2 separate regions of the Homo sapiens genome follow, and region 2 is linked to region 1. Evidence: read pairs that join two places in POLR2A ChIA-PET (ENCODE). Cell type or tissue: MCF 10A. All regions are shown on one strand. Links, peaks and the distances in the headings refer to the core of each region. The heading gives the core; the rest is flanking DNA.

Region 1 (15,820 bases), core at 2,586-10,585:
CAGTCCAATACTTAGAGCCTGAGAGAGATGTCAGGTTGCATTCCTGTGGTTTTTTTTCCTTTTCCTGTGTTCACTGTGAAAGTGATTCCTGGGTGCCTGTGAAGCCTTCACCCAAAAGCAGGCTTATAATGGTGAAATTTCAGGCATGGCTGGAGGCCTAAAGACACAGATCCTTGGGGAATAGGAGCGGCTGAGTTTTAGAATGGCTCCAGGCAGGAGCTCTGTGCAGGATGTGCAGACTCAGTAAGGCACAACTCAGGGGCACCCTAACCCCCGGAGCGGTGCAGGGAGGATACCCCTCACCCCAGAGCCCCTGGGAGGCAGAATTCCCTGCTCCAGTCATATAGGAAGGATGGGGCCTTCCCAGTGCTCCCTTCAGCAAATATTATTTTAAGAGAAGAGCTAAAAAATGAAATGTCAGTGGAGCAGCCGAGGGACATAACTACCTATTCACCCACGTACCCTGATTCTAGCCCTTGTCTGTTATAACATTACCTTATATTATAAGAGTGCGTCTATCTAGAAGTCCCTTAACCTCCCGGTGTCCTGACTTGCCCATCTGTTGAATAGGAGGAAAATCCCTACCTATTTCATTTATCTTACTTGTGAAGGACAAAAGTGCACATAACCCTGAGAATCCTGGAACAGAGGGGTCAAACTGGCAGGTCACAATCAAGACCCTGCAGGCACAGATGGCTTTATTTGGCCTGCATGATATTTAAAACTCAGGACAGTCCATATTTTTAAAAATCCACAAGTCTGTCTTTTCTTGAAAAATCAGAAGAAGGATCTGGCCTTGCTGGACCCACATTCCCAAGCAATTGGCTGGAGCTGAGTAATGACTGACTCATTCAGGTCACTGGCTTGGTCCTGTGGCCATTTGTGTTCACCCCAGAGTCTGTCAGAAAGGTACCTGGACTTCTTCTAGTCCAGACCACTCCTCACCCAGGACATTCTGTGACAGCCCCATCAGATGGCTCCAGCTTTGAACATTTCTCTTGCTGTGGGAACTCCCTTTTAAGGATGCTTATTTGCAGGATTCCATTTGCTTGGAAGTTCTTTCACATATTCCAGCGGAAGGTCTGTCCTGGTAACTTCCACCCTCAGGTCCAGGTCTACTTTCCTTGCAAGCCTACCCACCCCTATTTCAGCACTTCTGGCATTTACAGCCACTGAGTTTCCTCCATGGAAACCTAAATGTGCAGTTTCTTCAGCCCTTCCCTTGAGACATAATTTCCTGATCCCTTGGTGTCCTGGCGCTTTGAACATGCTCCACTTTATCTGTGTCAAATGTGGGTTCTTCCTTCCCATTTTGTCCCAGTGAGCAGGTTGAATTAATTAGTAACTCATGTTCCTGCATGGTGGCTCTCTGGCGGGCTTCAAAGGGAGGCAGTGTCACTGAGTACTATAAGCAATACTAAATATGTTGTCAGTTTTAGTCTCAACATCCCAAATGATAAAAATAGATCTCATGGCATCAGACAGGATAATTCATCTTCTCTAAAAATCATTTCCAAAACAAAAATGAAACATCAGGGATTCCCATGTTTAAAAAATTATGTACGTCTTGGAGTGAAAGTAATTGTTAAAAAATAAGTAGCCCATACTTGGAGGCTAAGCACTTCCTATGGAAAGGAAATAAACAATATGTGAAGATTCGCCAGATCAGATCTGTTTAGGACAAAGGTTAAAACAAAGACAAAAATTCTCCTATGCCTACCATGGTTTTCTTGAAGGTCTACTTTGTGGGAGTGGGAAAAGCATTGGGTGTTCATGTCATCTCATAAATGAAATCTCTCTCCCTCTCTCTCTGTGGTGTGTGTGTGTGTGTGTGTGTGTGTGTGAGAGAGAGAGAGAGAGAGAGAGAGAGCGCGAGAGAGTGTTTGAGATCTTACAGAATTCACTTACTGTCTCTGGATCAGTTATCTGTTTTGTAAAACGTTGGGCTTGGAAAGATCACTGAGAGGTTCTCAAATTTGCATTATAATCACCTGGGCGTGTGCTTGTTAAACATGCAGATTCCCCGGCCCACCCATAGAAATGCTGAATCTGGAGGACTAAGGTGGCACCAGGAAGCCGAAGCCGTTGGCTGGGAGAGTGCCCAGGTGATTCTAGTATGTGCAGGTTTTTCAATCTGGTGGTAACAGCCCATGTCCATTCTTCCATCCATTATTTGGCATGCATTGTGTGGCAGGAGGTGTGCTAGACGCTGGAGGATAGAACAGTAAACTGGTCACACAGGCACAGCCTGAAAGGAGCTCATGCATCTGTAGGGTAGGTGAGGGGAGGCCACCAAGGACATGGATGACTGTCCTGGGATACGGTTAGGACCAAGACATCCATAAGCACAGGACACCACAGGAACCCACTCAGGCTGAGGAGGGCAGGGTGGTCAGGGAAGGCTTGCTGGGGGAGATGATGTCTCAGTAGACACCTGAAGCACGTGGAGGACCTGGCCAGGGAGGCCCAGACTGGCACATTAAGGCCTGGGGACCCAGGTAGAGCACATGTCGGGGAGTAGATGAGCTACATTGGGAGCCAAAGGCGAGCAGGTGGGAGAGCAGGGGACTACGACTACAGATGCGGTCAGAGGCCGGAGCAGCAGGGCCTGAGCAGCCATAGCAAGAAGCTGGATTTTATCCTAAAGTCTAGGGGAGCCGGGGGAGGGCTCTGGGCAGGGTAAGGACATGACCAGATGTGTTTTGGAAAGATCACTCTGGTTGCTGTGTGCAGAATACACTGCAGGGAAAAGGACACAGGAAAACAGAAGAAGAGGCTTCAATAAACAAAGACTCAGCACTAGAGGTGGCCAGTGTGGCGAACAGCACTGACTCTCGGGGAAAGCCAAGGCTTCTGTCTTCTTATTCCAGGTCCCACAGGTATGATTACCTTTTCCTTGCTGGAGAAACTTGGGGCTTACAGAACAGGAACTTCTTCCCATCTACACCCTCTCCCCCCAATTCTGTCTGGGCTGCTTGCTTCTCAGACTCAGAAAGGAAAATGGAAGCTGCCAGGTGGTTTTAACGTATTAACAAAAAGCAAGAAGGTTCTAGAAATGGCTCAGAAGAGAAACACCACTCATGCTTACCCTTTGGGAATATAAATACCACCTTAATAATAACTTACTTGTGGTTAGCACTCTACATTTTACAACACTTTGATCGCCATACCTTTTTGAAGATTCTCATTATGCCTGTGAAATGAATATTCCCATTCTAGAGAAGAGGAAACCAAGGCCCAGAGAGCTTGAGCGACTGGTACAAGGTCACAGGGAGAGCTGGAAACAGCACAGAGGCTGGAATTCATTCCACGGCTCTTCACTGCTATTGATCCCCGAGCCCATGGGACTATAATTAATTAAAATGTCTCTCCTCAGCACTGGAGACAGCGAACTGGAGAATTCAATGAGAATCTCTGCCCAGTGTGGAAGTGTTTCATCTTGAAGTCCTGGGAGGGCTTTTAAAATGAGAGAGGGACCCATGAGGTGGGGAGGGAGGAGGTGCCCCAGGCTTGTTAGAAAATGTCATCCCCACCTGAAAATGCCCACTCCACGAAGGCAGAGGCTGTGCATCTGAGCCCTCTCTGCTCTTGGGCGGTGGGAATAATCCTGGTCTCAGTCGAACAGCAGTGCCCAGGCTGGGGTGGGGAAGCGAGCTGGCAGGAGAAATAGAAGGAAGAAACCACATGGAATGATTCCCTTTCTTCTATCCCTACCCCAACATTTTTATTCAGGTCCAATCAGGGAGTTAAACTGTACAATTTATTTATAGAAAGTACAACAGTCTCTCCAAACACCAAAAAATTAATAGCTATTTTTGAGCTCTTACAATGTGCAAGGCACAAGCCCTCTCCATACAGTCTCCCAATTAATTTTTAGCATAAGTCTAGGCATCATCCTGAAGGTCCACATGGCTGTTACAAATGACAGAACCAAGATTCAACTCAGGCCTTCCTTACTGCAGGGCCTGCGCTGACCTGCTTGAGAGGGCAGGGGCCCCTCACCACACTTGTTTTGGTGACAGGGGTGTGGACAGGAAGAGGGATGCATCTGGCTCTGTGCATGTGGGAACTTTCATTGATTTTAATTCATCTGGGAGGCAAGCTGGAACTCTCTCCATCTCTTCCACTACCTGCTTTCTTGAGACGAGACAGGGACGCGGTACTAAAGAGTGAAAGAGCTCAGATAACAGCCCCACAGAGAAGAGGCAGCAGAACCTCCAATTCCCACAGCACTCAAGTGCCCCCAACCACCCTCTCACTGTCTCCCTTGCCCCTCACAACAAACCCTGTAAGGCAGGAAGGGAGATGTAAAATTCCCATTTTCCACAAGAGGAGCGTGATCTGCCAGGGGTCATGGAACACACAGATCCTGGAGCTCCATGGGCATCTCTCAGAGGGCAAACAAGGCTTTAGGCGGAAGCCACTGTAGCGCACAAAAATTGGGAAGGGTGGGAGTAGTGTCAGAGAGGTCTACCCAGACAGACGGAGAGGGTGGAAAAGAGATCTAGTGAAAGGAGGAGGAAGGAAGTGGGGGCTGCCTGACCTCAGAGGTTGAGGGATGATCTAATTTATCATCCAAGGCTTTCGATAACTGCTGGAGTGATTTTTATGGGCAAATGGCTCAACAAATCTCTAAGCACATAGGAAACAATTGAATAGGAGGTAAAAGGTAACAACGGTCTCATAATTAAAGCAGTGCTTCCCGGGGTTGGGCAGAGGGAAGCATTTCTCACACTGGAGGATAGGAGAGGAGATTTTTTTTTTCATAAGTTGACACAATCTACAAAAGTAAAAGCTGCCAGGGTCTACTCACAAGTAAAAAGCAATTGCTGAGATGTGAACATGACAATATAAAGGTTGTTGCCAGTAAGTAGGCCTTCTTGTGCAAATACGATCTTGTTATATAGTCCACCTGGAGTACAATTTAATAAATAAATAATGATGGACTAGAAGGAATTCCCAAACAACTGAGGAATGCCAGTTTCATGTTCTCTGAGAAGCTGGTAGGTTTTCAGTGAGTGAAGTCTTTCAATTGGTAAGACTTGGAGGTGCATTTTATGATTACAAATTTCTAATTTTCAAATTAATAACATTTATTTACTGAAAATTAACCAACGAGGACAATGAGGTTGTTCTGATGAACACAAATAATCTGAACTCAGGAATTGGAGACAACAGCTTGCAGCTTACATCTGCCTCAAAGTATAGTTTTCTGTTTGGTTTTAGTTGCCCAATGCTAAAAAAAATCTTTTTAATTTAATGGAGAGTTGATGCATTTGATGAATAAGTAGATACATTTTTTTAAAAAACACAGCCTGCCCTATAATCTCAGGATTATCTTCAATTAAACAGATGTTAAAAGAAAAAGCTGGTGACCTTCAACACGTAAAAATGCAGTATATAACACATAGCAGTATTTTTTAAAAATAATATTATTATTATTACAACTTTAAAAAGAGCTAACAATTTGAAACAATGTAAACACTGAAGCATCCATGTGAACTTCCAGAGACAGTTTGTAAAGTGCTGGCTGGGATGATCTCCAAGATCCTCCTGACCCTGGTCTCTGCCTCCTCCCTCACCATAACATCTTGAACAGAAAGCAGTGAAAACATCAGTGGCAGAAGCTGGCATGAAACAAACAGGTTTCCCCTCCACTTCAGAGGGGAAAGAGAGGAGAGAAGAAGAGAAGGTAACAATTACTGCCACAAACTCTACCTTTTCAAATAAATCTTTATATACCTAAAGCTAGATAAACCACCAGCTAAAAAACAGAAAGGTATGCAGATGCTCAGAGCTAAGAGGGCCCTGCCAAGTCCTCCTTCTGCCCCAGGGCTGAAGCCTTACCCCTAATAACTCAGTAGCTTCTGCTACAGAGAACACCAGATCCCCTTGAACAAGTAGTTCAAACACTTTGGAGACTGGCTAACATACCTGCAGCAGCGATGCACACAGATGGCAGATCTTCACAATGCATGCTGTGGCATGTTTATTCATTTTTAACCATGACAGTATTCTTTTGCTGTCTATCTTCAGGAGAAGGAAAATCACTGTTATATCTTAGGTCTAGAAGAACTAAAAGGCAGGGATAATTAGGAAAAAGAAGAAAAGACAGAGGTGGTGACCTCCACATCCCTGGAGCTATTCAAGCCAATACCTAGATAACACCTTTTTTGTTTTGTTTTGTTTTTTGTTTTTTGAGACGGAGTCTTGCTCTGTCGCCCAGGCTGGAGAGTGCAGTGGCGCCATCTCGGCTCACTGCAAGCTCCACCTCCCGGGTTCACGCCATTCTCCTGCCTCAGCCTCCCAAGTACTGGGACTACAGGTGCTCACCACCACACCCGGCTAATTTTTTGTATTTTTTAGTAGAGACGGGGTTTCACTGTGTTAGCTAGGATGGTCTCAATCTCTTGACTTCGTGATCCGCCCGCCTCAGCCTCCCAAAGTGCTGGGATTACAGGCGTGAGCCACTGCGCCCAGGCTAGATAACACCTTTGAAGGCAACTATAGAGAGGACTTCTCTCCAGGGTGACACGTCGTACTGAATGATTCCTAACGTTCCCTTCCAACTCAAACTCTGTTTCTAAAAATAAAGGCAACCCTTTTAAAATTAATTTTTAAGAATCACACAAGTTATACATATATGCAGTCATATCTCAGTACCAACAATAGTATAATGGAATTTACAAAGCATGTTTCCCATGGGTATTTTCTCAGTTAATCATTGCCACAGCCCTGCAACATAGCCATTACTGTTATTATCCCCATTTCAGAAGTGGGGCAGGGGCTCTGAGTTTAAGTAATTGCTCTGAGGTTAGGCAGTTGGAAAGCAGTAATTGCTGACAGCTCTAGGTTTCCCTCTGACATTTTCCTCCTCCTCTTCCCTTATCTTCTCCCCTTTTTGTCTTCTGAAAAGTACAGTTTCATAATGAGAAAATGGAGGAGAGAAACAGAATGAGCCTCCTGTACAGGTAGCTGACTGAATCCCTTCCCGTCACTTTGTACCACAAGATGATTCAGGGAAGACTTACTCATAACCTCGGTGTGTAATGAATATACTGAGTTGTGCAATAATTTTTTAAAAAATGGTTCATGCATATCTGAACCAATTTTGAAAAGAAAAAAATTAGTCCCTTTTTTAAGTTTAAAAAAGGAAGCATTTTAGTCTAAAGTGAGGAAATGAAAGGGAGGAGGTTTGGGGTTTTTTTTCTCCTTTTTCCAAATTAGGCTCTATCATTCCCACCGGTGATGAGTGCTCGCTGCTTCTGAGATCACAATGAAACATGAGGCTGAATTCCACAATGAACCGGCAGAGCAGACAAATGCCAATTCATTAAAGATGGAAAAAAGATTAATTCTAAAAGATAAGTCCCTCTGGTTGGTTATCAGGTTTGAATTTTCAATAGGAGAACCACCTGGTTTTTTATTTTGGAGGCTGATTTTTTTTTTTGTGCTTGATTTTTGGAGGCTGTTTTGGTCCTCAGAATTCAGATCAAAACCAATTTTTCTCAAAAATGTTTTACCAAAGAAGGTGTGGGTGGAAGTGGTTAGGGAGGAGTGATTCCCATCAAAAAGGCTTTCAGTATTCCAGTTGCTTGAAGAAGCCACATTTCTCAAATAACTGGAAGGAAACGAAGACTCCTAAAACCTTGCACTAGAGTTGAACAGTTTCTATAACATACCCTCTCAATCCTCTTTCTGATGGAGAACTCTGGAAGGGAGAAGTTGCTATGTCCTTCTTGCAAAAGAGACCCTTGGGGCCCAGAAAGATTTAGTAATTGGCTCTAGCATACACAATACAGGCTGTGCACATGGTTCGTGCCTGTAATCCTAACATTTTGGGAGGCCAGGACAGGAGGATCACTTGAGGCCAGGAGTCTTGAGACCAGCCTGGGCAACATAGCAAGATCCCTGTCGCTACAAAAAGTACAAAAACTAGCCAGCATGGTGGCACCTGCCTATAGTCCCAGCAACCGGGGGTGTTGAAGCAGGAAGATCACTTGAGCCCAAGAGTTTGAGGGTGCAGTGAGCTATGATCACTGCACTTCAGTCTGGGCCACACAGTAAGGGAAAAAAAAATAACCCCACGGCATAGACTTGTATCCTGAATGACTGATATCCTGTGATATCCTGATTTATATCCAAGCCAGTGTCCCTTGCCCCTCAAGAGGGAAAGCATTTCCAAAGAAAGATGTCAACTCAAGTTCAGCTTCCTGAAACCCAGCTTAGCCACTATGTGTGCCTATACAGAGAGGGGAATGGCCAGGCATCCCTCAAAGCATTGATATCCTCATGGACATAAAACAGAGAGAAACTGGGAATGGCCAGAATGTGTCATTTAAGACCTGTAGGAATGTTCGGCCTGGAGAGGTTGTTTTTCCTTTCAAATTCTTAATCCCTACAAATGAAGAGTGGTAGCTGTAGTTACCACTTACTTCTCTCATCTCAACTCTTTATAACAAACCAATGCAAAGAACTCAAGGAGAGCATAGCTGTGTTTGACTGTGAGCTGATAATAGTAGCAATAGCACCTAATGCTCATCACATGCCAGGCACTGTGCTGAGAACATTGAATAGTTTTATATGCATATTACAGATTAGGAAACTGAGGCACAGAGAGGTTAAAGTCACCTGCTCAAAGCTCTAAAGTAGAAGCGTTGAAATTTAAACCCATAGGTCTGACTCTGGAGCCTGTGATCTTTTTTTTTTTTTTTTGAGATGGAATCTCACTCTGTCGCCCAGGCTGGAGAGCAGTGGCGCGATCTCCGCTCACTGCAAGCTCCGCCTCCCGGGTTCACGCCATTCCCCTGCCTTAGCCTCCCGAGTAGCTGGGACTACAGGCACCTGTCACCACGCCTGGCTAATTTTTTGTATTTTTAGTAGAGACAGGGTTTCACCCTGTTAGCCAGGATGGTCTCAATCTCCTGACCTTGTGATCTGCCCGCCTCGGCCTCCCAAAGTGCTGGGATTACAGGCATGAGCCACCATGCCCGGCCTGGAGCCTGTGATCTTAACCACTCACTTACAAGCTGTAACTCACTCACTTACAAGCTGTGCCATCGTGCTTAAGTTACTTAATTTTTTCTAAGCCTTATGTTTGTAATCTGTGAATTAATCTCTGTTGTTAAGACAAACAGAGAAATCAGACGAAAATGTGAAATGGGGATGACAGCAACTCCACAAGGTAGTTCAAAGCATTAAATGAAGTAACGTAAGTGAAGTATTAATATTTAGCATCAGTATGGTCCCACTGCACAATTCCAAGGATGTTATTTATACACATAGATGTGCTACAAGGCAGTCCTGCCTGGCGCAGTGCCTGTCATGGTAGAAATGTTCAAATGCTATCATTATTATTCATTACCATTGTATGACAACATCAATAATCAGGGTTAAGAACCAAGGGGAAAGCTGCTCATCCATGAAGGCAGTGTCAGTTCCTTCCAAGAGCTCTCCTTTGCTACCATCTATTCTGATTTCTGCTTCCTCAGAACCCTGTCAAGCCATCTCTCATGGGACATCTTGGTTTTTATGAGCAATTTCAGAGCATGTCTTACTTCCTTCAACAGATGATGTAAACTTCTGGAGGGCAGACACTGGCCCTCCAGAAGCAAAAGGCTTTCAGGAACTATGGTGATTTAAAATGTCCATAACTTCTTCCACATTCCTCCCTCCAAGAAGTGGAGTTGAATTCTTTTTTGCACATAGGCTGAACTTCATGACTCACTTCTAATAGGATAAAATGTCCATCATGATATATAGCTTTGGAGACCAGGTCCTAGAAGGACTGTGGCTTCCTGCTTGCTCTCTCCCCGTCTCTTGGATGGTGTGCTCTGGGGAAAGTGAGCTGCCATGCTTCAGGGACACTCAAGCTTACTCATGAAGAGGTCTTGTGTTGAGGAACTGCGGTCTCCTTCCGGCTGCCAAGGGAGTGAGCCATCTTGGAAGTAGATTAACCGGCTCCGGTTGAGACTTTAGATGCCTGCAGGACTGGCCAACATCTTGATAGCGACCTCATGAGAGACACTGTACCACCACCACCCAGCTAAGCCCAAATTTCTGACCCACAGAAACTTTAAGATAACAAATGTTTGTTGTGTTACGCTACCACATTTTGTTATGCAGCACTATATAACCAAAACGGGAAATGCATGGTGAGTTTAACAGCAAGCAGACAACAGGAAAGTCACAGTTTCACAGCAGAAGGAGTAACCTGCATACACGGATGAGATTTTCTCTATTGTTAAGACAAAAGAGAAATCAGATGGAAGACCTGAGACACACTGGCTTCATGCAATCAGACTTTTGGTCAAAAATCACCAAGGGAAAAAGAGAGGGGAAAGTGTAGATGAACGTTGACTGAACAGTTCAATACTGCACTCCCTCCAGAGAGTCCATAGTGGGGGCTCCAGCTCCATCCCCTGCTCTTCCCTCCCCAGCCCCAGGGCCACCCTCCAACCACACAGCCTACCTGCAAGTTCCCCAAAGGGACCAAGCCCTTTCCTGCCCTCCTGCCTTTATACCTGAGGGGTCCTCCTCCTCCTGGCATCCCTTTCCTCATTTATTCATTTTTATTCATTTTTTAAAAAACTTTTTATTGTAAAATAATTTCAAACTAATAGGAAAGATGCAAGGCTGGTACAGAGGATCCTGTATATCCTTTATCCACATTGGCTGTTATCATTCTCCACATCTGTTTTATCACTCTCTCTCCCTCTCCCCCATCTACCTGTATCTACAATTTTTTTCTAAGCCATTTGTGAGAAAGTTGAAGACATGATAACCCTTTATTCCTAAATTCTTCAGTGTGCATTTTCTAAGAATACAGACAACAAAATCAAGAAACTTCACACTGATAAAATACTATTATCTAATCTACAGTTCATATTCAAATTTTGCCAGTTGTTCCAATAATGTCCTTTATGTCTAATTTATTTTTTTCTGGTTCAGGATCTAATCCAAGATGGTTTATTCCTTTTTTCACTCATCAAATATGTCACATGCCAGGCACTGCGTAGAGCACTGGGAATAAAATAGTTGGGGGGAAAACGGATACAGCCACTGTCCTATAACACTTACAGTTTAATAGAGAGACATGTTAATCAAATAATCACACTTATTGTAAGTCTGTATAATCACAAACTAACACATATGCTTTAATGCCTGAGTGGGCTGAGGGTTGGGGTAGAAGGGGGTCAGAAAGTTCTCTTGGAATAGGGACACCTGAGCTGCCATTAGAAGGGTGAGGCAGAATTAGCCAAGCAAAACTGTGTGTGTGTGTGTGTGTGTGTGTGTGTATGCATGTGTGTGTGCATGCAAGTGCATGTGTGCCTGTGTGCATGCACTTGTGTGCACGGTAGGTAACTGGAAGAGTGCTCCATGTAATGAGAGTGACATGTGCCAAGGCTCTGTTGCAGAAGGACACATGGCTTGTTGGAGATCAGAGTCGTTGGAGGGCAGAGGTGGGTGAGGGCACAGTGTGGGTAGGGGGCCAGGGGTGGAGTTTAGTCTTTATCCTGGAACAGGAAGCCACTTAGGCTTTCCCAGTGGCATAATTTACATTTCCAAAAGATAACTCTGACTGCTGCATGGAGAGAGGAAATGAAAATGATGCAGGTCAACCATCCCTTAGCCTCAATTCCAAAGTCCAAACAGGCTTTTTAAATAACTTTAAAAAAATAACTCATTTAGTGACAAAGCCTGACTTGAATAGACATGAGGCTATTTATAGTCTTGATTTATTCTCTTACTGTGAATACATTTTTGTGGCAGAAAAAAAAAATGTGTTTGATTATGGGGAGCACTGTAAACCCCACTAGAGCTATTACATAATAACACATGCACTTTACTAACATTCCTAAATCAGAAAGACTCTTCTGCCAGTGTTAGAGACTGACTGTTACATGACCCCAAAACTCCTATGTTGAAATCCTAACCCCCAAGGTGACGGTATTACAAGATGGGGCCTTTGGAAGGTAATTAGGTCATGAAGGTGGAGCCATCGTGAATGGGATTAGTGCCCTTGTAAATAGAGACATGAGTGCTTGCTCTCTTTCTGCTCTCTGCCACATGAGGACACAGCAGGAAAGTCACTGTCTATAAACCAGGAAGAGAGCCCTCCGCAAGAACCTGACCATGGTGGCACCCTGATCTTCGATTTCCAGCCTCCAGAACTGTGAGCAATAAATGTTTCTTGTTTAAGCCACACAGTCCATAGTATTCTGTTGCAGCAGCCCAAACTCACTGAGACAGTCAGTTATTAATTTATTGCCTCTCAGCCCCAAACCCACCTTCACTGCCTGCTATGCAAAAATGGTTCTGGGCCCTTAAACGTGTTTCCCTTGCCAGCTAACATGATGTTAACAGTGGTTAGTAGAAGATGCTGGAGAGACACTGCAGAAGGAAAGGCTTTTTTCACCCTGGTTCTGGTGTGTTCAGTAGGCAGGCAGCACGGGTGGCGTCTCTGGCACTAGCCTCCTGCAGCGTGCATGGCCTCTCCATGTCTAGCTCCTGCAGTACGCGTAGCTTCTCCATTGCCTAGCTCCTGCGGTGTGCAGCAATCACCGGCATCCAGCGACCAACAGCTTCTCCCAGCACCCATTCCCTTGGGTGGTTTTGTAGCAGAATGTCTTCCATGAGATACCTCACCATGTGTTTCTTCCTCCAGCACCCTAGCAGGCAGATTTCCTGTGAACTTTGCTGGGGTGGCACTCTAGTGACTCTCTACCACTCAGTAAGCATAGCTGTGCCCTCTCCAACAAAGTCAGGATCTCAGCTTACGGGGGCCTCTTCCTTGGGTGCTGTTAACTCAACACTGGGGGTAGGAGCTGTTCCTCTATCTGCCATTCCTATATTCTTTAGAGTGCTTTTCACTTCTTAATAGCCAATTTTCATCGCTCTAATCTCCTGTTACAGTAAATAATTCTTTATATTAAACTTCCTGTGTTCAAATCACTGTGTGGTTTCTCTGTCCTGACTGAACCTTGACTAATAATTCTAAATGCTAAAATATGCCTAATACACAGGGTTTGGGCTAAGAGATTCCAGACCTGTAATCCTAAGGGTATCTATGTACCACTTTTTAAATGCCGGGCACTATTCCAAGTGTTTTGTGTATGTGAATTCCTTTAATCCTGATAACTAACTTGTGAAGTAGGTACTATTATCAGGCTCATTTTAAAATGTAAGAAATGAGAGAGAGAAAATAAAAGATTAAGGAAATTTCTCGAAGTCACACAGCTAGTAAAGGGCAGAGCTGGGATTCAATCCTAGGCAAATCCATGGCTTTATAAGCCTGAGGTGAGTGGGAGGGGCAGGTAGAGGTGGCGGCCAGGAAGCCAGCGTGAAGGCTAACGTGAATCCTTCACTGTGCTCTCAGGCCTGTGCTCACTCCACCTATGGCATGCATCCCACTGCCCTGGAATTATCTGTCTAATGGGCCACCTGGTCCTCAAGGGCCGAGACCATGTCCTTTTCTCTTAGAATGTCAAGTGCTTAGCAGAGAACCAGCCTGGGGCATGTGCAGTGTTCAGTCAAAAACTGCTGGATAAATGACATATTGAATGAAGAACTGCAGACCTAAATGCCAGCTACACAGCAGGCTGAGCCTTCCAGGTCAGGACCTGTGCCTGGAGTGCCCTGGCCCCTCGAGAGCTGTCCTGGGAGCACCTCTGCCTTGTCTGGTCTGGTTGCAAACATCTGACAGTGGTTGACAACATGGCCTCCCGATCTCTTTCAACTATTGAACTCCAGGACCCATACGAAAGCAAATCTGGTCACCCAACTTCTCTGCCCAACACCCTTCACGCTCCTGGGAACTGAGGATGGAGTGTAGCTCATGACCTGGCCCTAACTGTGTTTTAGCCTCTCCCAGCCCCACTCCTGGGGCCAGGAATAATGAGCTTAGGAGACCCTGCACACCCTATGCTGTTTTCCCAACTCTGGACTTTTGACTGTGCTATCTCCTCTACCTGGAATCCCTTCACTACCCACCCCCTGCCCAGCCATTTCCCTGTCTGGCTAAACCATCCCACTCCCCGTAAAAGACTTAGGTCAGGATTCCCTCCTTCAGGGAGCCTTTTCTGCTTACCCGCCCTGCCCGTCCGGGTCCACTGGCTCTCCTATGTGCTCACATAGAACCCTGTACCTACAGCTACCAAGAAAGATCTCACTGTACTCTGACTTGACCTGTTTAGTATGTGGAGCCCAGAGAAGTGGTTAAGGCCCAGGACTCTGTAGGCCAGTCACAGCCCTACCAGTGACCAGCTGTGTGACCTTGAGTGAAACATTTCATCTCCCTGATGAACCTGCAACCTCCCTGCAACCAGACCAGATAAGGCAGAGGTGCTCCCAGGACAGCTCTCGAGGGGCCAGGGCACTCCAGGCACAGGACCTGACCTGGAAGGCTCAGCCTGCTGTGTAGCTGGCATTTAGGTCTGCAGTTCTTCTTCCTTCAATATGTCATTTATCCAGCAGTTTTTGAACGCATATTGCGCATGTCCCAGGCTGGTTCTGCCTTCATCCATAAAATGGGGATAATTAGAGTGAGTATGTTATTGGGTTGCTGTGAGGATCAAAGATGATAATGTATGCAAAGTGCTTAACACTGTGCCTGGCAAAAACAGTCTGCAACAGTAGCAATGGATTCCTTAAGCTCAAAGGCTGCACGTTACACATCTTGGTGGCCTCAGAACCTAGCATAGCATCTGGACCACAGAAAGGCACAGTGGATGAATGAATCTCTCCACCCCAATAGCCTCCAAACTGCTCTCCCTGCCTCCTGTGGCTCCTGCGTTGCCGTAGTTACCTTTCTGAGGCCTAGCCCTGATCAAGTCATCCTCTGCTCAAAAACTATCCATGGCTTCCTTGCCTCCTGCAGGCCAGCCTCCCTGGCCTAGCAATCAGGGACCCTGTGACCTGGCCCTCACCCACTTTTCCAGCTACTCTCTAACAGACACGTGAAGTTTCAGTGACTCTGCCTTTTGCTGTTCTTGAAAGAGGCTCCCCGCTTCCTGCCATCTGAGAGACCCCAATCCCACCATGTACACTTTGCTAAAGTTTTAACCTTCTTCAGGACCATCTTAAAAATCAGCACCTTTCAGAAGTCCTTCCTGATTACAACTAGGGTGCTGCTCCCTTCCTCTTGGCTTCCCGCAGCACTGGCTGATCTCCTCTTGCAACACTCGTCATGCTCTGCCTGATGCACTGCATCCCCGTGAACTTGTCTGCGTCCCTTTTTAGACTAGGAGCTCTCTCAAGGCAGCGGCTGTTTTTTGTATCTATCACATAGTAATCCCCCAAATCAATTTAGTGGGGACCCAGTACAAAAATAAATTGTTGAGCTCAGAACAAAAGGATAATACAGTTAAGTGAAAGGCAGTATGTACCATGTGTTTATTCACTGGGATTCAAGGCTAATGGCTCAGGTTTTTTTTAACAGGTTGATCTCTTAATAAGCAGAGTGGCTTTAGTTAAAGAATATATATGTGCAGTGTAATATGCTAATCCTCCACAGAAAGAGAGGATCTTTTCCATGAATTAAAAAGAAATGTAAGTAGCTAGAAGAGATTAAGACAATTATCCTTGCCTTTGCAAAGGTGTTTTATCTATCTGCCTACAAATATAACATACAGACACACTCATACACACACACACACAACACAATCTGATGAGAAAATGGAAAATGGTCCATGTATTAGTTCCCAAGGGCTACCATAACAAAGTACCATAAAGTGGGTGGCTTTGAACAACAGAAATTTATTGCGTCACAGTTCTGGAGGCTTGAAATTCAAAATCAAGGTACTGGCAGGGCTATCCTATC
Region 2 (15,820 bases), core at 5,169-13,168, 60 kb before region 1:
TCCAAGTACACCTGGTAGACAATGACCCACTGGTTGATTTCCACAATCTTGGCTCTTTGGGCTGGCTGGCTGCTCACTGCTTGCAAAGGTCCCCCAAGAGGGGGAGAGGGGTAGGGGCATGGGGAAGCAACATGTGACTGATGGTAGTCCCCTCCTCTTTGGACTCCTTCCTGGCCCAGGAGGAAAGTCTCTGCCTGGACAATGATGTTGGCCTCCTCCATCTCCCATCTTGGAAACTGAGAACTCTCTGAACTCTTCTTCTTTGTTTCTCTTAGGGTGGAGGCCACAAAAGGCTCTGAATCTCCTGGGCAGCACCCAGCCCCTTACCTATCCCACCTCACTCTCACTCTGTCACTCTGGTATTCTTGTTTTTATTTATTTATTTTTTTTAAGAGATAGGATCTTGCTCTGCTGCCCAGGCTGGCTTGCAGTAGCATGATGATAGCTCACTGCAGCTCCAGCCTTGACCTCCTGGGCTCAAGCAATCCTCCTGCCTCAGCCTCCCAAGAAACTAAGACTACAGGTACATGCACCACCACACCTGGCTTTTTTTTTTTTTTTTTTTTTTACAGACGAGGTCTTATTATGTTGCCCAGGTTGGTCTCAACCTCCTGGCCTTAGGTGATCGTCCCACCTGGGACTCCCAAAGTGCTGAGATTACAGGCGTGAGCCATCATGCCCAGCCTCTCTTGTTCTTATATAACGATTTCTTAGATATATGGTGTCCCAGGCAGGATGTGTGAGGTGCAACCACAAGAGAGCACAAAGGACAGTCTTCCCAGACCACAGCAAACTGCTATGAATGCAGATGCTCCCACAGGAATCATCTAAACCCTCAGGCAAGCTTCCCTAACCCCTCTGGCTAGATCACTGCCCCTGATATGGGACCTTACAGCATCCTCACTGCTCCTTTGTGACTTCACATTCATTTGGATGATCATTTGAATATTGTCTATCTCTCCCCAAATTGTGAGCTCTATGAGAAGACATCAATTTCTGTTGAATGAATGAATAATGAATGAATGAGTGGAGACATCTTTTATCTTTTCCAGATGAAGGAAAGGTCACTCAAGGATTAGACATGTCTAATATAGTCCAAAGATTTAATACCATAAAAGGGTTCTGAGGATTGACTTTATCCTATGACTAAATGGCTTCAGGTCAACTTAATGGGCTACAAAGCTCAAAAGAGAGCTGGCTCACCTGATCCTAAAATAATTTTTAAAAAGATGCAACAGGCTTTGAACTCTTCCACCTTCTTCCTTCTTTCATTTTCAAATGGTTTCCTTTCTGGATTCCTAACTAAGGCTTGTGGCAGAAATTGCTGTATATCCCCTAGGAGCTGTTCTTTTCTTCCACAGTAATAAGAATTTTAGCTGGGAATATGATTGCTCAGAATAAAGATGATATTTTCCTGACATCCTTGTAGCTAGATGTGGCTTGATTGGGTTCTGTCAATGAGAGGCGAGTGGAGGAGCTGCATGGTAGCCTGCTATGGTTTGAGCATGATCCCCAAAGTTTGTGTGTTGGAAACTGAATCCCCAGTGCAACAGTATTGGGAGGTGGAACCTTTAAGATGTGATTAGCTCATGAGAGCTCTGCCCTGACGAATGGATTAATGCTGTTATGGAGAGAGTGGGTTAATTACTGTGAGAGCAGCATCCTTATAAAGGATGAATTTGGTCCCAACCATCTCTCTCACCCATGTGATGCTTTCTACCACCTTATATCGCAGCAAGAAAGCCCTCACCTGATGCTACCCTTGATCTCGGACTTCCCAGCCTCAGGAACTGTGACCAAATACGCTTCTTTTCTTTATACATTATCTAGTTTCTGGCATCTGTTATTATAGCACAAAACAGGTTACGAGCCAGCCTCATGGAACTTACCAGAAAAAACTACTAATGTGCACTTTTGCCTTTCTTGTTTATCCCTTCCTCTATCTTGCTGCCTAGAATGCAAAGGCCACCATGATGGACCACGAGGTGCCTCCATGCCCTAGGGATGGCTGAAGCCATCAGAAGGGAGTACAGGTTCTTGAGGACTTCAGGGGGCAGAACTATGATACTAGTCCTGGACTTCAAACCTTCAGACTTTGAAGTGAGAGAAAAATACACTATCTTGTTTGAACCATTCAAATATAATCGTAACCAATATAAGATTCTTCTCTTCAGGCTTGAAAGACTGAGGAACAGCTTAGCTTAGGTTAGGGTGTGGAGAGGTCCTTGAAGGAGGACCCAAAAGACACAGGCTTCAGTTTCCTGGCTGTGCATTTATGAAGAGCAGGACCTTAGGCAGGTCCCCTTGTCTTTCCAGGTCTCCATTATTTGATGGTAGAATGGGGATCAAAATAATATCTGCCCATGACATGATTATCTATAAAACAAATGCTAAGGAATCTACAAAAAAGCTAGTAGAGCTGATGAGTTTAGCAACGTCAAAAGATATAAGGTCAATATACAAAAATCAATTTTATTTCTAAATACTATCAATGAAACATCGAAAACTGATGTTAAAATACTGATTTCCATGGTGTCAAAAATATCAAATAGTCGAGATACATTTAACAAAATGTGTAAGACCTATACACTGAAAACTACAAAACACTGCTACAGAAATCAAAGATCTAAATAAATGGAGAGATATGTCATGTTTATTGGTCAGAAGACTCAATATTGTTAAAATGTGAGTCCTCTCAAAATTGATCTATCAACTCAAGTTACTCTTTATAGAAACTGATATTCAACAGACCTGGAAAAATGCCAAAATAATTCTTTTTCAAAAGAGGGGCAAAGTTGGAGGACTTACATGTCCTAATTTCAAGGCACTCCTGGGATACAGTGACCAACAGAGAGTGGCCCTAAGGTAAGGACAGATATGTGATCAATGGAGTGGACAGCTCATAACTATATGCATTCAGTTGTTTTTGAACAAAGGCACTAAGAAAATTCAATAGGTAAAGGATAACTTTTCAACAAATAGTGTCCAAACAATTAGATATTCATATGTCAAAAAAATACACCTCACACTTCCTCACACCCTACATGATATAAACTTGAAATAGATCATAGACCTAAGTGTAAGAGCCAAAACTATAAAATTTGTAGAAGAAAGTATGTGAGAAAATCTTAGTGACTTTGGTTTAGGCAAAGGTTTCTTAAAGAGGACACAAACTGCAATAAAATATGAATAAGTTGGAATTCATCACAATTGAAAACTTCGGTTGTTTAAGGGACAAGCCATGAACTGGGAGAATATATTTGCAAAACATGTATCTTTTAAAATAATATTTTTAATGGACACATAATAATTGTACATACTTATAGGGTACAAAATGATATTTTGATACCTGCATATAATGTATAATGATCAAATTAGGGTAATTAGCATATCCATCACCTCAAACCTTGATCACTTCTTTGTGTTAGGAACATTCAAAATCCTCTCTTCTAGCTATTTGAAAAAATACAATAAATTATTGTTTACTACAGTCATCCTACAGTGCTATAGAACACTAGAACTTAGTCCTATCTAAGCTGTAATTTTGTATCCATTAACCTACCTCTTCCTATCTCCTCTACCCATTCCCTTCCCAGTCTCTAGTAACCACTATTCTACTCTCTACTTCTATGAGGTCAACTATCTTAGCTCTCACGTATGAGTGAGAATATGCGATATTTGTCTTTCTGTGCCTGGTTTATTTCCCTTAACATAACTACCTCCAGTTTCATCCATGTTGCTGCAAATAACATAATTTCATTCTTTTTTATGGCTGAAAAATATTCTATTTTGTATATATACCACATTTTCTTTATCCATTTATCTGCTGATGGATACTTAGGTGGATTCCTTATCTTGCTGCAATAAACATGAGAGTACAGATGTCTCTTTGACAGGCTGATTTCCTTTTCTTTGGATATATACCCAGAAGTGGGATTGCTGGATTATATGGCAGTTCTATTTTTAGCTTTCTGAGGAACTTCCATACTGCATAAAACACGTATTTGATTAAGGACATATTCAGAATGCATAAAGAACTCATACCAGCCTGGGCAACACAGTGAGACCCCATCTCTATAAAAACAAAATAAAAAAAAAATTTGTCAGGTGTGGTGGCACATTCCTATAGTCCCAGCTACTTGGGAGGATGAGATGGGAGGATTGCTTGAGCCTAGGAGTTTGAGGCTGCAGTGAGTCAAGTACACAATGTCACTACAGGGAAAGGCAAATCAAAACTACCATTAAGCCAGGTGCGGAGGCTCATGCCTGTAATACTAGCACTTTGGGAGGCCGAGGCAGGTGGATCACCTGAGGTCAGGAGTTCGAGACCAGCCTGGCCAACATGGTGAAACCCCGTCTCTACTAAAAATACAAAATTAGCTGGGTGTGGTGGTGCATGCCTGTACTCCCAGCTACTTGGGAGGCTGAGGCAGGAGAATTACTTGAACCTGGGAGGCGGAGGTTGTGGTGAGCCGAGATCGTGCCATTGTACTCCAGCCTGGGCAACAAGAGCAAAGCTCCATCTCAAAAAAAAAAAAAAAACAAAACAACAACAACAACAACAACAACAAAAACTAGCATTAAATATCATTTTACACCTGCTAGGCTAGCTATAATTTAAAAAGTGGAAAACAACAAGTGTTAGTGAGGATGTGGGTGGAGAAATTGAAACCTTTGTGCACTGCTAGTAAACATGCAAAATGGTGCAGCTGCTGTTAAAAACTTTTGTGGTTTCCAAAAGGTTAAATGTAGAACTACCATATGATCCAACAATTCCATTTTAGGTATGTATCTAAAAGAACTGAAAGCAGGGACTCAAACAGACATTCCTAGGCCAATGTTCATAATAGTCACATTACCACAATAGGCAAAAGGTAGCAACAACTCAAGTGTCCATTAATAGATGAAGGTAGAAACAAGATGTGACATATATATAAAATGGAATATTATTAAGTCATAAAGAAGAATGGAATTTTGATATCTACTACAACATGGATAGACCTTGACCATATTATGCTTAGTGAAACAAGCCTGACACAGCAGGTCATACATTGTATGATTCCACTTATATGAGGTACCTAGAATAGGCAAACTCATAAAGACAGAAAGTAGAACAGAGGTTACAGGGGAGTAAGAACGGGGATTGTTGTTTACAGGGAGTTATTGTTGGGAATCATTAAAAAATTGGGTATAGATAGTGGTAATGGTTACATAGCATTGTGAACATATTTAATGCCACACAATTGTACACTTATGAATGGTTAAAATGACAACTATTATATTCATTTAGCACAATAAAAAAATACCTCCCTTCTCCTCCCCTCTAAAAAAGCCAATTCTTCTCATTTTCAACTCTTACATATTCTAATACCCTTCTGGTGATTCATAAAGTATATTAGCATATTAAAGGCTCTTTGAAGTCACACAGAAAAGAAAGCTGTCTAACTTTGTTTAATCCAGCATTTCACAAGTTTATTTGACTAGAAGTCCCCAACTCCAACAACCACTCATCTACCCCCACCCACTAGACAATGATTAATACCCTAGGAAGCTCACAGACTTTTTTGATGCTTATAAGATTGGGTTGATGAGGGAGAATACAACATGATTCTTCCCCTTGGCAGTGTGCAATCCAGTTTTGTTTTGTTTTAAAAAAGCTCACAGACATGAAACAACTACACCAAGATTTCAAACTGACATACTAACTTGGAAGGAGGGAAATAAAGTTTATGTTAACATTTTCCAAAGGAAGGTTTCAGTCAATTTCTGAAGCATCCGTCACCCATCTGGTCCACTCATTCATCCATTCATCCATCTATCCATTCACCTAAAACATGTTTATTGTGCAATTACTATTTTTTTGGCCTTAGGTTAGGTACTCCAGGGAATATCATAAAAGACAATGATTTATGTCTATGATACAGGACAGATTGGAGATCCTTTCATTTCAAAAACTGCTACTGGGACCTGGGAGAAGAACCACAAATTCTCAGAAGCCAGAAGAATGGTTCTGGGAACAGTTTTGCAGAGGAGCACCGGGGCTGGGTGTTGATAATGAGTACCACATGAGTAAAGGTAATAAAGTTGCCCTGAAATACTCCTCTTTTGTCTTTCACTCACAAAGAAGACTGTAGACTATTTTATAAGCCTGGCTTCTGATAACTCTGGTTTATGGGTCACTGTACCTTTTCCAAATGGTTTATTACATGCAGATTTCTCCAAAAGCCTTGGCTTAGCTTGAGAAACAATGCATTTGAATTTCTTTCATTCTAGAGTTTAGGAAGATTTCTCAGGATTACTATAGTAGATTGTGAAAGTGGTCTCAATCCTCCATCCCAGGCCCTTTGCAAAGGGATTGTGCAGCTCCTCCCATCAAAAGTGGGTCTCTTTCCACACCTATTGAAGTTGGTCTGGCTCTGTGACTTGCCTTGGCCAAAAGAATGAGGTAGAAGTGACAGTGTGCCAGCTTGAGTCCAAGCTTCGAGAGACTTGTACTCTTTCATACTTATTTCTCATCCTTCTTCCTCCTCTATGAGAACAAACCCAGCCTAGTATGCTAGAAAGATGTTAGAGGCAAGCAGAAGATAAGACATGTGGAGAAGAACTGAGGTAATCCTAGACAGCTGACAGAGAGCCAAGCCCCAAGGATATGAGAGACCCCAGCCAAGTTTAGCAGAGCTGCCCAGCCCAGCCCCAGTTGACCAGAGATACATGAGTCAGCACAGCCAAGGCCAGAGAAACCACCCGACTGATGTGTAGTCCTTTGAGCAACAACATATGGTTGTTGTTTGAGGTCACTGAGCTTTGGAGTAATTTGTTATACAGCATTGTTTATGGTAAGGAGGAATCAAATGACCTTAGAGAGGATTCAGTTCCGTTCTGTGTTTGCAAGCTAAGGTGCCAAAATAGAAACAGAACTGTTTGTATCTTGTCCTCCCACCTCATTTTTTAAGATCCAAACAACACCTATCTTCTGAGGTTCAGTTCAAACACCACATCTTCAAGAGGCCCCACTTCTATCCCCGCTCCGCTTACAAAATAATCTCCCTTCCACTGACCTCTCACTGCACTCTGTCTGCCTCTCTCTTTTTGGAAGTTACCACTTAAAGTCTTAAACTATAGCCATTTATATACATGTTATTCCCTCTTACTGGACTCTAAACTAGTGTTTTTAAACTATCTGTAATGAAGAACCACTTCAATTTCTAATTCACTGTGAATGAAACCATCTGTGGTAGGCAGAATTCTAAGAATGACTTCCAATGACCTTCATCCTCCTATAATCCCCTCCCCTTTGAGTGGAGATGGAACCTGTGAATATGATGAGATATCACTCCTGTGATTACATCAAGTTATATGGCAAAAAGGAGATTATCCAGGTCGACTTAACCTAATCACACACAAAAAGCTGAGAGCTTTCTCCATCTGGCGGTACTGAAGGAAGTCAAAGTGATTTGAAGAGAGAGAAGAATTAAATATGGCATTGCTGGTTTTGTAGATCAAGGGGGCCATGTATGGGTAGCCTCTAGGAACAGACAGCAACCCCTGGCCTGCACAAAAACCAGGGGCCTCAATCCTGAACTGCAAAAAACTGAATTCTGCCAACACCCTGAATGAGTCTGGAAGTGGACTCTTCTCCAGAGCCTCCAGATAAGAGCCCAGCCTGGCTGAAACATTGATTTTGGCCTTGTCAGACCCTAAGCAGAAACTCCTGTTTAGTCAGCTTAGTTAGACTCATGACCTGTAAAACTCTGAACTAATAAATTCTTATTGTTTTAAGCCACTAAATATGTAGCGACTTGTTACACAGCAACAGGAACATGATATACTTCTCAATAGTATGGCAGATTGTATTTTCAAAGGCTAGCTGCAATGAAATCTTCTGTCCCTTGTGCTCTTCTACAACCTTTCCACAAGCTCACTGAGAGATGGAATTTCCATCCTCTGCCTTTGAACTTGGGCAAACCTTTGTGAATGCTTCAATCAATAGAGTTTGGCAGCAGAGATGCAAAGTGACTTCTGATTTCTACATGACTAGATCATAAAAGTGCCAGGCACATTTTCCTTGTTCTCTTGGGACATTCATTCTTGGATCCCAGCCACCATGCTATGAAGAAGCTCCTCTATGGAGAGGTCGACATGGAAAGGAACTGACAGCCAGCACCACCTCACCAGTCATGCGAATGAGCCATCTTGGAAGTGGATGCTGTGGCCCCTGCTGACCCACCTGGCAGGCGCTGTGTGCAGCAGAGATAAAGTGTTCTGCAAAGTCCTGCTCAAATTGTAGATTTGAAGAAATGAATGACTGTTGTTCTTTTAAAGCCACTAAGTTTGGGGGCAATTTGTTAAGCACCAATAGTAACTGAAACAAGTGTGCAGCTTGTGTCACATGCAATTCACCACACGAGCCTGACAGCATGTGAACTGCTCTATGTCTATTCAACAAGATAAGTCTACTGAGCATGCACCTGGCTGTCATGGCAATATCAAACTACAACAAAAGTTTCTGAACAACTATCCTCAATTCCCCTATCTATCTCATTGTGAACTGGTGCTGGTCTGCAGACTACATTTTGAGAGGCATTGCTATAAAACATCTCTGGGCCAGACCCATTTTTATTCATCTCTGTATCCTCCCACGTGCTTTTTAGAATTCCTGGAAATAGGAGCAACTCAGTAAATGTTTATGAACTGAATAGAAGACCCAAAGAAAGCTGAGTCTGGAAGCTCAACTCATTCGTTTTATAGACGGTGATGTGGTAGTCCAGAGAGGTGAAGGAGTACACTCAGGGTCATGGAATGAGCCAGTGTCAGAACCAGGAGAAAGCCACAGAATTCCTGAAACCTTCCAATCCAGACGTTGGAAACTCAGCTGCTTATGTATGTTGTGAAGGGGGAGTGGCCAGGTGTAAGGCACTGCAGAAATATGATGGCTGGGGGAGAGGCGAGTGCATGCATGCCCATGTGAGGGGCAGCTGCTACCCCAGCTCCAGCCAACTGTTGCCAAGTGAGGGCCAATGGAACTAGATGTTCATTTTTCAAAGAGCAGCTGGAAAATTCAGATTTCTAGGGGCTATTTCTTGATTTTTAGTTTATTACATTAGATAAACAAACATGTTTGCAGGCTAGATTTTATCTAGCAGGCCACCAATTTGCAATTCCTGAGCTGGTTGAGTACCTGTAATTTACAGATAAGGAAAAATGAGGTCCTGAGAGGTTACAGGTTTCACCAAGAACACGTAGGAAGAGGTGGCAAGGCCATTTTCTGACTTGTCCAGGAATTTGGTGACGATGATGGTGACCCACATTTATTGAGCTCCTATCATGGGCAAGGCAATATACCAGGCACTTAGACCTATAGTTTCATTTAATCTTTTCAACAGTTGCAGGAAGCAGGCACTAGTAGTTCTCCTTTTTACAGACTCCAAGAAGCTAAGTAACTTGGCAAGATAGTAGCATAAGTAAGCAGCAGGTCTGTGTTCATAAGCATGTTTTTACAAGGGGAATGGTTTTCTATCACCTTACACCATTTCAATGTCTCTTTAGCATCCTACCTATCAAAGCCCCAGGTTCAGTTTTACCTGGAATTGTTGCAAAATCCACCTTCTAACATTGTCTATCATTTCAACCCAGAAGTAACTCAAGGTTGACCTGTTTCCTGTCCTCCAGAATCTGAATGACATTCAGCCTGTACACAGCTCATCCTCCCCAACTGTTGACTCTCCAAAGGGCCAGAGTGTGTCTGCAGCTACTGCAGTACAAGCAGCAGCTTAGGCTACAGGGCTAGAATGCCCTAGCTTTCTTTGCTAAATAGAAGGGAAGCATAGAATTGAAGAGGTGAAAGAGGCTCCAGAGAAATCATATAAACCTATTATTTTCAAACTACATTCAATGGATCTCTGGAGATGCAGCAACTGGGAGGCGGAGGGGGAGCCCGGCAAGAGGGGCCCCAATTTCTTCTTTGTGATACATTAATTAGGCTTTCAAATAAGATTATGTGAAAAGTGTTCCACTGCTTTAAAAAACAAGTTTGAAAACCAATGATCTAATCCAACTCCTTCACGGCATTTTTAAAATGCCAAAAACCCTATAATTTGATTTGCAATTATAAAAGTAATAAAGGCACATGGTGAAAGATGCAGCCAAAAGGGTACAATGAAAAATAAAAATTTCTCCCTACTCCCAACCCTTACTCTCACCCCCTAGAGATAACCACTATTAACAACTGCTTGTGTATCCCCTCCAGATTTTTTAATAAACAAACTGAGCCCCAGGGATTGGCTTGTCTGAGGTTATTTGGCCAGGCTCAGGGCTATTTACTGGACATTATGCTCCTGGCAACCCTCTCTCCTTTTATAACTTGCAAAAGTCTGAAATGTTTCCACAGATTGCAAACTCTCTCCCCAGTCCACTTGCAGCATGAGAAACCATACATTATGCATCTGCTGGCCTCACTCCCTGAACAGGAAGCTTACACGTCTTTTTCATGTGACTTTATTTCTCCACGATCTTTGTTTCATATGGTGGAGAAACCACCAGAATCAGGTTCTCAGTGCCGGCCAGTGTTCAAGCCAGGAGCAGCAGCTATAAAACTGCATGCTCAGCAAGTAACTGGGCCACTAGACAGGAAGTCAGGCTTGAACCAAATTCCTGCAAGGGGCCACACCTCTATATCTGTGACCTCAGAAGATCCTCCTCCAACAGCTTAGGTTCTTCTCTGAGTGCAGTGTTAACCTCTCCACTCCTCTCCTGGCTCTGAGGCCACTCTCTCCCTAGTCCCAGTCTTCCTGCCTGCCCTCTTGGCCTCAGCTGACCCCTCGCCCTCAGCATTCCCCATCTGCAGCCCCCTTTCCTAACCACCAGAAACTGCAGATCCACCTCCAGGCTGAGCCCATTTCCTACCGTCTAGAGTACACAATTCAAGGTTGCAGTAAGCTATGATCTGGCCCCTGCACTCCAGCCTGGGTGACAGAGTGAGACCCTGTCTGTAAAAAAAGAGTACATATAAGACAGAGCACTCCGAGCCTCTTTCTCCCATAGAGAAGACCTGAAATGCTAACACTTATTGGACTCTCTATGTTCCAGGCTCTGCGCTAGGCAATTTCAAGTCCTTATCTTCACCACAAGCCTAGAGGGTGGCACTATTATTATCGTTCCTATTTTATAGATGAGGAAACTGACATGGAAGTGGTAGCTGGGATAGGAACATGGAGCTGGCTAACGCAAGGTTCAGGAGGGATTTGCTCAAGTTCCTGATGCAGGTGAGTGGCGCTGACCCCCAGGCCTCTGATGTCTGCCCACTATACTCCATTACACTGCCCACGTGGTGTTCCTGGAGGGACAAAACACCCACAGGTAACCCTGGCTGACTGTTACCAATTCCCCTCCCTGTTATCCATAGCCTAGTTCCTTTTTGAGGCTCCTGAAGAGGACCCTGAGCCTAAAAGAAGGCCATAGATCTGGGAAGAAATTAATCCCACATTACTTGTCAGCAGTGGCACAGACTCCCTGCCATTACCTAGGTTACCTGACTGGAGTTTAAGCCACTACCGATCACTCCCCTATTTACCTTAATTAATCAGATTGGCATGGCTCCCTCAGGAGGGGTGCTCAGACCTCCCTGTGCCCCTGGGATAAGTGAGGAAGTTGGGGAGCGCTTCTTGGCGAAAAGACCTAAGAATTGCAGGGAGGCAGCCCTGGAGGCCAGGGCGGGTAGGAACACTAACAGAGGGGCCGCCTGCACCAGGTGGGACAGAAGAGGCTCATTCCCAAGGGTATTTACTTGCCAGGAAATATCAACTATCACTCAGAAGGCAAAAATATGCTGCCAGGCAAAGCATAATTATAAGTTGTATTATTTGAGCTATTCATAAGGAAGGCATGAGACCTGAGAAAATAGCTGTCTCATACGTGAAGGGCCTCATTTCATTTTGCATGCTTTAAAAAATTATGCAGGAAGGAGGCAGAGCAGCAGCTGGAGGTAGGGAGGAAAGCCTTTCCTCTGCATACTGCAGAAGGCTTATTTTCTAAGAAACACTCTATTGGATGACCTGAACCTCAGCGTGGACTCTACCTGCATTTCTGGCTTTTGACTCTTTCCTCTCTAGGTGTGCATTTTAGTTTCCTGAAGGAGTCACAGATGACTGGACATGTGGCATCCACTGGGACATTGTCTAAAATATGTCAAGGCTCAAAAGATGCAAGATTTATAGACATAATGACTTCTGCTTCCTCACCAGATAGAAATGAACACATAATGAGAAGGACAGACAGACAGACACACCCACACACAACCCCTTGGACTTAGAAAGCTTGAATGCAGCAAAATCATCTAAAAGAGGCTTTGGCTCTATTATTTTTATTTTATGTATTTATTTTTTGAGACGGAGTTTCGTCCTTGTTGCCCAGGCTGGAGTGCAATGATGCAATCTCGGCTCACTGCAACCTCTCCCTCTGGGGTTCAAGCGATTCTCCTGTCTCAGCCTCCCAAGTGTCTGGGATTACAGGCACCCGCCACCACGCTGGCTAATTTTTGTATTCTTAGCAGAGACGGGGTTTTATCATATTGGTCAGGCTGGTCTCGAACTCCTGACCTCAGGTGATTTGCCCACCTCAGCCTCCCAAAGTGCTGGGATTACAGGGCTTTGGCTCTATTATTAAACCCTTACAGCAAGCACCACCAGATCTACATACAGCCCCAGCCTCATTTACAGGACTCAAATATCTGTCCAGGCTATTGTTTCTTTGGACATACTACTTGTCCACTTTATCCTTTTTTAAGGCATCCAGTGGGCCACACAAGCAAATGAATTTAGACTGGCCACTTGGTATCCCTTTTTTTTTTTTTTTTTTTTTGAGATGGAATCTTGCTGTCACCCTGGCTGGAGTGCAGTGATGTGCTCTCGGCTCACGACAACCTCTACCTTACAGGCTCAAGCGATTCTCCTGCCTCAGCCTCCCGAGTAGCTGGGACTACAGGTGTGCGCCACCACTCCCAGCTAATTTTTATATTTTTAGTAGAGATGGGTTTTCGCCATGTTGGCCAGGCTCCTCTTGAATGCCTGACCTCAGATGATCTGTCCATTCAGCCTCCCAAAGTTTTGGGATTACAGACATGAGCCACTGTGCCCAGCCAGGAGTTCCAATTTCACAAGTGACCCTGAACATGGTGTGTAATGACCAGGCCTCAGTCTCTTCATCTGGAGAAGAAGGAGGATACTTCATCCAGCTGACTGGAGGATCAAAGGGCAACATGCATAGGAAAGCGTTTTGTAACGTGAAGGACCATGCACATGGAAGTGCTCATCATCGTCCTCTGAACTGGGTCACCCGTGACACCAGTGGTCTCATGTTGTTCAACCAGGGATGCAGAAATCACTCCATTTGCCTCTTATTGTTCTGTAAAAGGCCTGTCAAGCACGTGGGTCCAGGCCATCTCCAGCCTGGCCCTGCCCTTGTTCTTAAGCAGAATGATGCTAACTTTGATTAACCATATAACTGGGTATCCAGTCACACAATTAGACTACATAGAACTAAGTAAAATAATAGAGCTAGATCTAGTATGCATGAGGAATGCCTACTCTACTGTTCCAACTTCAGGGCACACCGCAGGAAATAGATGTGTGGGTATAGGCTGAAAGATGTGAGATGTAAGCTTTTGTTGGGCAGTAGAGTTTGTAGAAGCTCCAGTTTGAAGCCAGATAGCTGACATGCATTTATCAAGTATAGTCACACATGAATGAGTCAAATATGTTCTAAAAGTTGAGACCCCCTTCATCTCCATTAGGAACCTCAGCCAAGCCACTTGGCTTTGAAGGTTAGTCTGGCCTTTGATAAGAGAAAGAGTAAGACCTCTGGACCCGAGGTTGTGGGGCTCAGTATCCCTGCTTGGGTCAGACTACCTGGACTTGTTCTGCTAGCTTCAGTGCCCAGACTCTTTCCTTCTTCCTTCAGACAAGGTCCCACCTCTCACCTTGGTGTCACTGTGGGCTTCCCCTTGGTCTTCTGACTCAAGAGCCCAGTCCCTCCTACCCTCTGCCAGTCCAGCCCCTAATTCCCTTCCGAAGGATGTCCCAGACTCTCTAATGTCCTGTCTGCCTCAACCATACCAGGCTCCCTCCACTGACACTGTTCTCTGCCCACCAGCCTATAACCACTCACTGTTAGAGGCCTGGAGGCAACCTTGCTTGGGTTGTGGAAGCCAACCTAGTTCAGTAGGCCTGCCAAGTCCACTGGCCCCAGCCACGTCCAGCTGGGCCCGGCTCTGGTTCTGACAGTCTCACATTTCTGAAATATGTCAGGGCTCAAAGGACACAGCATTTATAGATATATTGAGCCAGGCTGCTTTTAGTGTCCTTCTGATACCACATGAAGGAGGAAGCACATCATAATAGACCAAGTGGTTCTAGTATATTATAGATTCTGCTTTCAGAATACCAAATGGATCAATAGGACTTTTTTGTGTGTATTTTTAAAAATTAAGTATTCACAAAATCCAATAGAAGAGTCAATAATGTTGGGATGTAGTAGAAAATTCTTGGAAAGGAACAATAATAGCTAGCATTTATTAAGCTTAATACTTTTTAGCAGCACCTGTGCACTTTGGGAGGCTGAGGCAGGCGGATCACGAGGTCAGGAGATGGAGACCATCATGGCCAACATGGTGAAACCCCGTCTCTACTAAAATACAAAAAATTAGCCGGGTGTGGTGGCAAGCGCCTGTAGTCCCAGCTACTCAGGAGGCTGAGGCAGGGGAATCACCTGAACCCGGGAAGTGGAGATTGCAGTGAGCTGAGATGGTGCATTTGAGCCACAATGAGATGAGGGCATCTCAGATTCTTTATATTTTCCAAAATAAACTCTATTTTTTAAGTAGGGATGGGGGGTCTCACTATGTGGCCCAGGCTGGTCTTGAACTCTTGGTCTCAAGCAATCCTTTCGCCTTGGCCTCCCAAAGTGTTGGGATTACAGGCGTGAGCCACTGCACCTGGCTCCAAAGTGAATTTTAATATTAATAAGTTCCCTGGAAACTTCTTGAGAAATCCATTTCCTCTTCCTTTTCTCTTATGAGGTGCTCTTAAGACCTATACCAGAGTATAATTTAAACTTTATTAAATGAGAAATAAATCTCAGGTGTTACAACACTGATAATTCAGGTTTGATCTGTTATACCACCTAACACTACCAATAAGAATGCAAGTCCAAAGTTACACACCAACACACTTCCTTGAATAGATTTTTCTGAATGCGATTTAATATTCTTTTGCCATCTTTATAAACTTAAGGATATCCTAAATTGTTACTCAGATGTGCACACTGTTTATCCAGACCTGTCTGCTCTACTGTCTCTTCCCCTTGAATGTTGTCATTTGGGGCTCCTTAACTCTAATGTGATATTTAGTCTGGGTGAGAGCCTGAAAGTACAGCTACCTCTGTGGTAAGAAGTTGCTTGGATGCTGTTTGGCTGAGTCTCTTTAGCCAACCCAGGGAGTGTAACCTTTTATGGTGGACTCGTAGGAGTCTGAAGCTCCATGAGTGGGTTGACCCTCTAACACTGTGGTATTCAGTGAACTTCAGTGTCAATGGACTGTGCTGTGCCCAATATTTGAAATGACGTCATGGGTGAACTCTTCACGGGTAGGGACTTGCTCCCTTACAAGGTGCTTGGCTAACTTTGCTTTGGTGATGGAGTCTGTTAATTGTATGTACCATCTGACCTTGCTAATAACTGCTCAAGCTGCAAACCTGCTTCTAAAGTCACTATGTTATAAGCAATTATTTGGCTCTGTGCAAAAATGTTAATTTCATGCTTTGTAAACAT

The links. ChIA-PET counts read pairs that join two places held together with the same protein. Peaks named below come from ENCODE experiments on the same cell type or tissue, not always from the same donor. Only the 100,000 strongest peaks of a DNase experiment are listed, where the experiment ranks them.
Region 2: POLR2A ChIA-PET joins it to region 1 with 9 read pairs; 5 of 35 experiments call an interaction of 5 or more read pairs at or near these places.

The regions. Positions count from the first base shown.
Region 1 is chr5:154,205,863-154,221,682 of GRCh38, reverse strand. The region is part of intron 1 of GALNT10 (polypeptide N-acetylgalactosaminyltransferase 10); the gene reads right to left. LOC107986465 (a long non-coding RNA gene) reads right to left here and starts at 3,527. Exons shown (of 2, transcript XR_001742939.1): 1 at 1,992-3,527; 2 at 1-1,625. RefSeq lists enhancers at 1,880-2,384, 2,385-2,891. In MCF 10A, for the core only: no CTCF peak of the experiment used is centred there; a DNase peak (open chromatin) is centred at 7,002.
Region 2 is chr5:154,268,027-154,283,846 of GRCh38, reverse strand. The region is part of intron 1 of GALNT10 (polypeptide N-acetylgalactosaminyltransferase 10); the gene reads right to left. Among named protein-coding and RNA genes, the nearest start is that of MIR1294, 71 kb to the left of the region's middle. RefSeq lists an enhancer at 6,819-6,868. In MCF 10A, for the core only: no CTCF peak of the experiment used is centred there; a DNase peak (open chromatin) is centred at 6,716.